Linked DNA regions of Homo sapiens: region 1 is linked to region 2. The links are chromatin loops, found by intact Hi-C in ENCODE. Cell type or tissue: transverse colon. All regions are shown on one strand. Region 1 overlaps AKAP13 (A-kinase anchoring protein 13). Region 2 has its middle 62 kb from the start of MIR7706.

Region 1 (5,000 bases), 70 kb before region 2:
CAAAAATTAGCTGGACGTGGTGGTGCACACCGGTGGTCCCAGCTGCTGGGGAGGCTAAGGTGGGAGACTCACTTGAGCCCAGAAGGGAGAGGTTGCAGTGAGCCGAGATCGCGCCACTGCACTCCAGCCTGGTCAAAGGAGTGAGACCCTGTCTTAAAAAAAAAAAAAAAAGAAAAGAAAAGAATAAAGACAAATATACACTCTGCAGAAAATCAAAAGATCAAAAGTTACCCTCATCTACTTTGCAGTAGCCTCCTTCCAGACTATCTTCGTATATGTGTATGTGAAGTACATTCAAATAATACACTAGCATCACATAAAAACGTCATTATCTTTCCACTATCACCAATATCCTTACAGACTACAAATGGAAAATAGAGTTCACTAATATTTTTATCATGCTTAGAGAAGAAAAGTTTTCAGCATGTTTAGAATCCTAACTAATTCTGATATAATATGCAAGATAATTGTTTTAGGTCACTACCATCTTCCTTCATTCATATCTAGCCTTCCTTTAGTTACTATACATAGTGGTGGTTGTTTTATGACTGTCATGATTATTAACTACTATGCCATGAGCCCCTATTATGGAGCTTTATATATCCCTAATTCCCACTAAAACCTCCCACTCTCCCTTCTCTATCTACAATTCTCTAATTCATACACCCAGTCCAGACCATCACTGAACTCCAGAACTGTATATCCAAATGCTTACTGATACCTTCACTTAAAAATTTCACAGATCTCAAACTTAGCATGTCAACAGGGAAATCACAATTTCAACCTCTCAGCAAACTGATTCCACATCTTCCCCATTTACCCAGTTGTTCAGGTAAAACACCTAGGAATCCTCCTTAATTTCTTTCTTTCCTTTAGAACCTTTTTCCAATCTGTAAGTAATCCTATAGTTCTATTTTCAGCGTATATGGATTCAAACCGCTTCTCACCACTTTCGCTGCTACCACCCTAATCCAAGCCACCATCTTCTCTAGCCTGAACGACTGCAAATCTCTTAACTAGTCTCTCCGTTTCCACTACTGCTCCCTATGCCAAGAGTAAAGTTTTTAAAGCCTAAATCAACCTTGTCATGCCTTGCTCAAATCCTTCAGCTGTTTCCCACCATACCTAAGAGCCTATTTGATCTGGTCTCTGGCTACACATACAAACCTTATCTCCTCACGCTCTTTCTCACCCATTCCAGCCACACCAGGCTCCCTGTTCATTCTCCCATCTCAGGTCCTTTGCACTTGATGTTCCTTCCATACTTCCTCTGAATCTTCATGTGACTTGCTCCCTTGACTTTCTTCAGGTCTGTTCAAATCTCACCTCCTCAGTAAGGCCTTGTCTGACCTCCCCAATCTCTGCTAATACTCTTCATATCCTTCCTAGAATCATCACCACCAGACATGACTGCAATTGTTTGTTCACTCGTTTATTTTCTACTTCCCTCAATAGGATATAGATTAACGGCAGCAACTACAGATGTCACTGAATTCCCATTACCTAGAACCGTGCCTGACAAACAAAAGATACTTGAAAAAATTAACAAACAACCCTACAAGGTATGTCATATAACCATTTGCCAAGAGAAAAGAGAAGATTAGATTTCAGAGACAAATAACTTACCTAAAGCTGCATAGTAAATAAATAGCAAATGCACCTGAAAGAGCCAGCACTCTACCCACTGACTCACTACAACTTGCGACATAAAGCATATATGCTAAGAAACAAAAACGCAAAAGCAAGCATTTCTACATGAAAACACCAGATCACAAGTGTTACAGATCTTTTAGAATCTGTCTAGCAGGTTTTCTGCTTTTCACTGGAAGACTCCCCCACGGGGGGACAGAAAATAATAGATTATAGTGATCCTTCTCTTTCTGTTCATCACCATAGCAATTCATTTCTTTGATTAATCTTAGGTATGTACCATGTGCCTCTTCAACTAAAAGATACCTACATTGTTTTGTATTTCCCACAAAGCAATGGCTGAGCTACTGTCAGAAGATAGTCAACAAATACTTCTTTGTTATTTATACCCCCAAAGATTTTGAGAATCCTGTAATGAAATTTTAAGAACCACCAACAAAGCATACTCACCCAAAGGACTTCAGCTGCTAACCATGACGGAGTAACTGGATCCAGATTTATCCTGGCATCCTCCCTAACTACTAGAAAAGTGGACAAAATGCATGAGGCAGCATCCTTTAGAGCCTGAACAACAGGTAGCACAGAACTGCAGTCCCAAAGAGAAGGGAACAAATGAGATAAGCCCTAAAATCGCCCCAGCTTTCTGGCTGGAGGTACCTTCTAGACCATGGTGCAATGAGGAGGATCAAGCACAACATGACAGCCTTGTCAAGTTTAGAAAACAAACATAGCTTGGGAAGGCTAAGGAGTTTGAAAATTGCAGAGTACGAGAGAAGAGGAGGGAGCTGTATGAAAAAGGAGCTCCAGAAATCAGCATAGAGGCCCCATGAGTCTCACACCCAGTAGTAAGCCAAGCATGCATATTGTAAAAATACATGAGGGCACGCAAAGAATCACCCAGGAACTGTAAGCTAAATGATCTCCAAAGTTCACACAGGGCTGGGAGACATTTGTGTTCTCAACTGCCAGAATAGAGTCCTCAAGGAGAGCCCAATTCTTCAATGAAAACTACAGGAGCTTCATGCCTTAGTAATGGGGTGTAACAAGCAACTTACACACATAAGTTTGGCAACTTAACTTGCCAAAACAAAGTATGATACTCTTTAAAGCAATGGTTCTTGTGTTTGAAATAACTTTACCCCCAAGGAGACATCTGACATTTAACAGATAAGGACTCAACAACTATCATGAATATTATACATATGATCAAGAACCTATTTTTAAAATGAACATAACGGGAAACAAATGGAAGAAATAAAAAAAGATTCAGTAGCAAATGGAACCCAAAGACATGTAAAAAATAATACATCACGACTAAATGAGTATTATCACAAGAATGCAAAGCTATTTCAACGTATTACACCAGACTAAAGAAGAAAAAACATATGATTATGTCAATAAATACAGAAAAACCTTTGACAACATTCAATATCTATTCATGATAAAAACTCTCAGCAAACTAAACATAGAAGACAATTTCCTCAACTTGATAAAAGACATCTACAAAAACAAACACCTATGGCTACCATCATATTAATGGTCAAACACTCAGTGTTTTCCCCTCTAACATCAGGAAAAAGGAAAGGATGTCCACTTGTAAAACTCCTATTACACATTACACTGAGGGTCCTAGATAGTTCAGCAAAGTAACAAAAAGAAATCACGCCCAGCGCTGTAGCTCACGCCTGTAATCCTAGCACTTTGGGAGGCTGAGGCTGGCGGATCACTTGTGGTCAGGAGTTTGAGACCAGCCTGGCCAACATGGTGAAACCCAGTCTCCACTTAAAAAAAAAAAAATACAAAAATTAGCCGGGCATGACAACATGCACCTGTAATCCCAGCTACTTAGGAGGCTGAGGCACGAGAATCACTTGAACCTGGGGGGCCACAGGTTGCAGTGAGCTGAGATCGCACCACTGCACTCCAGCCTGGGTGACAGAGCGAGTCTCTATCTCAAAAAAAAAAAAAGGAAATGAAAGTATACAAAGTGAAAACGAAGAAATCAAACTGCCCTTATTTGCCAATGACAATAATGTCTATGCAGAAAATTCCAAAAATCTACAAAAAAAGCTTCTATTACTAAAAATGAGTTTAGCAAGGGTGTAGGATCCAAGGTCAGCAAATAATATAAAATGATCTTTCTATATACCAGCAATGAGCAACTGGAAATTGAGAAGTATCATTCACAACAACACCAGAATACATGAAATACATGTATAAGATTACAAAACACATGCAAGATCCAATTGCTAAAAACTACAAAACACTAATCAAAAATCTAAGGTCTAAATAGATATACCATGTTCATGGCTCATTATTAAAATGTCAATTGCCCCCTAACTGATTTCCAGCTTCAACACAATGCCAATCAAAAACCACAGCAGGCTGGGCATGGTGGGTCATGCCTGTAATCCCTACACTTTGGGAGGCCACAGTGGGAGGATCACTTCATCCCGGGAGTTTGAGGCCAGCCTGGGCAACATAGAGAGACTCTGTCTCTACAAAAATAAAAAAATTAGCCAGGTAGTGCATGACTGTGATCCCAACTACTTGGGAGGCTGACGTGGGAGAATCGCTTGGGCCCAGGAGATCAAGGCTGCAGTGAGTGGTTATCCTACCACTGCATTCCACACTGGACAACTGAGTGAGACCCTATCTTTTTTTGTTTTTTTAAGACGGACTCTCGTTCTATCACCCAGGCTGGAGTAAAGTGGCGCAATGTCGGCTCACTGTAACCTCCATCTCCCGGGCTAAAGCAATTCTCCTGTCTCAGCCTCCCAAGTAGCTGGGATTACAGGCGCCCACCACCACGCCCAGCTATTTTTTGTATTTTTTAGTAGAGACGGGGTTTTGCCATGTCAGCCAGGCTGGTCTCGAACTCCTGATCTCAGGTGATCCACCCGCCTCAGCCTCCAAAGTGCTAGGATTACAGGCGTGAGCCACCACACCCGGCTGAGACCTCATCTTAAAAAAGAAAAAAAAGAAAAAGAAAAACCCAGCAGGACTTGTGGATAACAGCAAGATGAATCTAAAATATGCACAAAAGGCAATGCAACTAAAATACCCAAAAAACAATTCTGAAAAATAATAAGATAACTCACACTACCTGATTTTAAAACTTACTCTAAGGTGACAGTAATCAACAGTGAGGTGATAGAGAAATGAAAGACACAGATCAATGGAATAGGAGAGAGAATCCAGAAACAAAACCACACATTTATGATCAACTTGCAAAAAAAAAAAGGCACAAAGGTAATCAACAGAGAAAGGACAGTCTTTTCAAAAACTGTTGCTGGAAAAATTGTAAATCCATCCACAAAAAAATAAACTCAATGCATACCTTGCACCAT
Region 2 (5,000 bases):
CCATTTCTACAAAAAATGCAAAAATTAGCTGGGTGTGGTGGCATGTGCCTGTAGTCCCAGCTACTTGGGAGGCTGAGGTGGGAGGGTCGCTTGAGCACAGAAAGTTGAGGCTGCAAGTGAGCCAAGATTGCATCACTGCACTGCAGCCTGGGCAACTGAGACCCTGTCTCAAATGAAAGTGTACATATACATTTAATACATTTTTGTCTATTATCTATATTGTAATACAGTTTTTAAAAATTATTTTTAATTTTTATGGATACATAATAGCTGTATGTATTTACGGGGATACATGTGATATTTTGATACAAGCATATAATGTGTAATGATCAAATCAGGGTAACTGGGATATCCATCACTTCAAACATTTATCATTTCTTTGTGTTAGGAACATTCCAATTCTACTCTTTCATTGATTTTGAAATATGAAATAATTATTGTTAGCTATTGTTTCCCTATTGTGATGTCAAACACTAGATCTCATTTTTTTTACCTAACTGTATTTTTTACCCATTGACCAACTCATCTTTGTCCCTGACCCCACTACCCTTCCCAGCCTCTGGTAACCATCCTTCTACTCTCTATCTCCAAGAGTTCAATTTTTTTTCTGCTCCCCCATATGAGTGATAACATGTGATATTTGTCTTTTTGTGCCTAGCTTATCTCACCTAACATAATGTCCTCCAGTTCCATCCGTATTGTTGCAGATGACAGTATCTCATTCTTTTTTCATGGCCAAATAATATTCCATTGTGTATATGTATCACATTTTTTGATCCATTCATTTGTTGGTGAACATTTAGGTTGATTCTCTACCTTGGCTGTGAATAGTGCTGCGATAAACGTAAGTGCAGATAAGAGCGCATAAGAGTGTAGATATCTCTTCGATATATTGCTTTCCTTTCTTTGGGTGTATACCCAACAGTGGGATTGCTGGATCGTATGGTAATTATATTTTTAGATTTTTTGTGAAACCTTCATACTGTTCTCCACCTTGTCTGTACTAATTTGCATTCTCACCACCAGTGAATGAGGGTTTCCCTTTCTCCACATCCTTGCCAACATTCATTACTGCCTGTCTTTTGGATAAGAGCTATTTTAACTGGGGTGAGGTGATATCTCATTGTAGTTTTGATATGCATTTCTCTTATGAGTAATGAGATTGAGGATTTTTTCATATAACTGTTGGTCATTTATATGTCTTTTTTTTTTTTTTTTTTGAGACAGGGTCTTGCTCCATTGCCCAGGTTGGAGAGCAGTGGTGTGATCTCAACTCATTGCAACCTTCACCTCCCAGGTTCAGGCAATTCTCCTGCCTCAGCCTCCTGAGTGGCTGGGATTACAGGCACATGCCACCACGCCCAGGTAATTTTTGTATTTTTAGTAGAGATGGGGATTTTGCCATATTGGCCAGGCTGGTCTCGAACCCCTGACCTCAAGCGATCTGCCCGCCCTGACGTCCTAAAGTGCTGGGATTACAGGCGTGAACCATGGTGCCCAGCCTCGTTTGTATGTCTTCTTTCGAGAGATGTCTATTCCGATCTTTTGCCCATTTTTAAATTGGATTTTTCTTTTTTTGCTATAGAGTTGTTTGAGCTCCTTATATATTGTGGTTATTAATCCTTTGTCAGATGGGTAGTTTGCAGATATTTTCTCCCCTCTGTGAGTTGTCTCTTCACTTTGTTGATTGTTTCTTTTGCTGTGCAGAAACTTTTTAGCTTGAGATGTTCCCAGTTGTCCACTTTTGCTTTGGTTGCCTGTGCTTTTAAGGTCTTACTCAGGAAACATTTGCCCAGAGCAATGTCCTGGAACATTTCCCCAGTGTTTTCTTTTAGTAGTTTTATGGCTTCAGGTCTTAGATGTAAGTCTTTAATCCATTTTCATTTGATTTTTTTTTTTTTTTGAGACTGAGTTTCGCTCTTGTTGCCTAGGCTGGAGTGCAATGGCATGATCTCGGCTCACCGCAACCTCTGCCTCCTGGGTTCAAGCGATTCTCCTGCCTCAGCCTCCTGCATAGCTGGGATTACAGGCATGTGCCACCACGCCCAGCTAGTTTTGCATTTTTAGTAGAGACAGGGTTTCTCCATGTTGGTCAAGCTAGTCTCGAACTCCCGACCTCAGGTGATCCGCCCGCCTCGGCCTCCCAAAGTGCTGGGATTACAGGCATGAGCCACTGCAATTGGCTGATTTGATTTTTATATATGGTGAGAGATAGGGGCCTAGTTTCATTCTTCTGCATATGGATATCTAGTCATAATAGAGTTTTGAAATACAAATGGACCCAAAGTTATGCAGCAGATGGGGGATTCCTAGAGTGGATGCTTGGGTTATGTTGAGCTCCAAACCCCAAGGCTTAAGGTAGAATGATTTTGGTTCTGATAGACGGAGGAAACTCCCAATTCCTTAGTATTAAATTCTCCTAGGAAGCTATTTTCTGACTTGCAGTGCCCTGTTCTGCAAGGATCGAGTCACAGGAAACATCAAGAAAGATGTGGTTAGTTCTTTACCAACTGCTGGACTGCTGGAATGTCCTCTGCCTTGATTCAGATGTTACTGGGGTGGGAGGGAAGCCCCTAATTATAGTCAGTTACTGACTCATATCCATACTTTGCTCATGGTTATTTCCTCTGAGAAGAAAATATGTGGTATTTTTGCCTAATGGGTGCGTATGTGTGTGTTGTTTATTATCTCTCCACAACGTCTTTACATGACCTTTAGCTGTAGGGTTGGGCCTTCCTAGGAGCTCTTAAGTCAGCTCCAGCTGTGCACACTGCTGCTGGATTGCTTTCACAGGCACACCCAGAATGTGGGTGTGGCATTGAAATACACAGCTCTCTGGGGTGTCATTTCACACTACCTGCTGTGGTCAGTAGCAACTGAACAGGATCTGGAAGCACACCTGCTCCTAGGAACTAGTCAGGACTCCCTAGGTTACAAGGAGCAGAAACCCAATGCACAGATTTAAAGGCAAAAAAGACTTACTGGCATATGTAACTGCATAGCATTGGAGGAGATTCAGGTACAGCTGGATCCAGGCCCCCACAGGATCATTGGAAGCTATTTCTATCTGCTTTCTTCTGTATTGGCCTCTTTTCAGGTGCACTCTCCCCCATCTGGTGGCCTGGGGCATATACAGTCTTCTGTTAATATTTTACTTGCTTATTAACTCCAGTATTTTTTATATACTGAGTTCTTTTTGAATGCTCTCTCTCTCAATAATTCCAGCAAAGGTTTGGAGACTTTTAATGGTCCAGCTAGGGCTATGTAACCATCTCTGAAGCAATCACATTGGCTAGGGCGGTAGAGTGGTCTCACCAAGAGGACACACATGCCCACCCCATTTCTGAGGCAGGGGCTTAGATCCACATGACACGGATTGAGAAAAGAAAGGTAGCTTTTGTTATAACAACTATTTGTACATACAAACTTCTCTGGAGTTAATTTTAGATAACTAATTTTTGAATACAGCGAAGTTTGAAATGATAGATTATAAACCTAATTTGTGAACATCGTCTTCCTACCTAACCGTATTTTATGAATTTCCACACTTAATGAAAATATGCTTTAAAAACATAGAAGTTTTCAATTCAAATGAGTAAGAAAGTTTCTGTACCGGGCATGGTGGCTCATGCCTGTAATCCCAGTACTTTGGGAGGCTGAGGTGGGCAGATCACTTGAGGTCAGGAGTTTGCGACCAGCCTGGACAACATGGTGAAACCTCATCTCTACTAAAAATACAAAAATTAGCTGGGCGTGGTCGTGGGAGCCTGTAATCCCAGCTACCTGGGAGACTGAGGCAGAAGAATCACTTGAACGTGGGAGGCAGAGGTTGCACTTAGCCAACATCCTGCCACTGCATTCCAGCCCGGTCGACTGAGCGAGACTCCGTCTCAAATATATATATATATATATATATATATATATATATATGTTTTTTTTTTAATAAAGCAATTGGGCAGCAACAGAGCGCTTATGTCTTTATATCGAATGGAAGAAAAACCCAATAGAAGAAATCTACTGCTTCTGACAGATCTTAGGGCATAATTTATTCAGACTTGGGGCCTTGAGTTCAATTTGATTCATTGAAAGCTCAGGAAACATTTTGGTTTGGTTTAAAGACTTGCCCATTTAGTTTTCCTACTGAAGGGATTTCTAACACAGTACCTGGAAAAAGAAAGTGTTTCTAGATTGAAGGAGTTTGCTGCAAATCTTCTCTCTTATTAAAGAAATACTCGTATTTCTGACTTCATATTTTCCCTTCTCTGAGGGGGCTTGTATTCTCTTTCATTGCACAGGGGTAAGATGCATTTTGGAGATGCGTTGCTTGATTTTAACTTCTGGCTCTGTTTCTCTGACTGTGACTTCATCAGAAAGCTAGTCACTCAGTGCCTTTCTATGCTTCCATTTCCTCATCTGTGAAAACCTACATAGGATAACCTACAGAAACTACTTAGGATGGTGCCTGGCACGTAGTAAGCCCTTTATTGGTGTTTGCTACCACTATTGTTATTTCATGAGCTCTCAAAGCACACAACCACAAGCCTGTTTTACTTCTGGTTGAGATGAAGCTTGGAGGGCAGAGGGCAGACGCCTGAAGCTAAGCAGCTTATTAAAAGTAGAATAGAAATAGATGAGAGGAAACCAAAGTGCTTTTCTCTTTAGATAGTTATCAAAGCACGCTTCGCTGCAGACTATGGGCTTGGGTATGGCCAGAGATCAAAGGCCCTCTTATGTGCAGTGACATTTCTGAGCACAGGGCTGAGTTATAAAACCCTTGAATGGAAGGTTTTGGAACTTGGAACACGGCTTGGGCTAGAAGGGCAGGGTTTTTATAGAGGCGATTCATGGAAGCGCTTATGCTGGTGAAGAACCCAGACTGTTATGACTCACTTGTCTCTTTATTGCTTTGGACCAAGAACTGTTGTTTCCTTTTAAGTGCCCCTGTAGGAGATGAGCTACAGACTAGGGCCAAGATAACTCTTGCAGGAAGACAGAGTGGC

What was found. Peaks named below come from ENCODE experiments on the same cell type or tissue, not always from the same donor. Only the 100,000 strongest peaks of a DNase experiment are listed, where the experiment ranks them.
Region 1: it touches region 2 in a loop (10-fold over the local background); 8 of 110 quality-filtered maps call a loop at or near these places.

The regions. Positions count from the first base shown.
Region 1 is chr15:85,386,658-85,391,657 of GRCh38, reverse strand. All of the region lies in intron 1 of AKAP13 (A-kinase anchoring protein 13), which reads right to left. It also overlaps the pseudogene RNU7-79P. Among named protein-coding and RNA genes, the nearest start is that of AKAP13, 8.6 kb to the right of the region's middle. In transverse colon, no CTCF peak of the experiment used is centred here; no DNase peak of the experiment used is centred here.
Region 2 is chr15:85,316,223-85,321,222 of GRCh38, reverse strand. No RefSeq gene overlaps it. Among named protein-coding and RNA genes, the nearest start is that of MIR7706, 62 kb to the left of the region's middle. RefSeq lists an enhancer at 2,619-2,718. In transverse colon, a CTCF peak has its summit at 3,064 (motif pointing left); DNase peaks (open chromatin) are centred at 2,792 and 4,792; H3K27ac peaks cover 3,260 bases.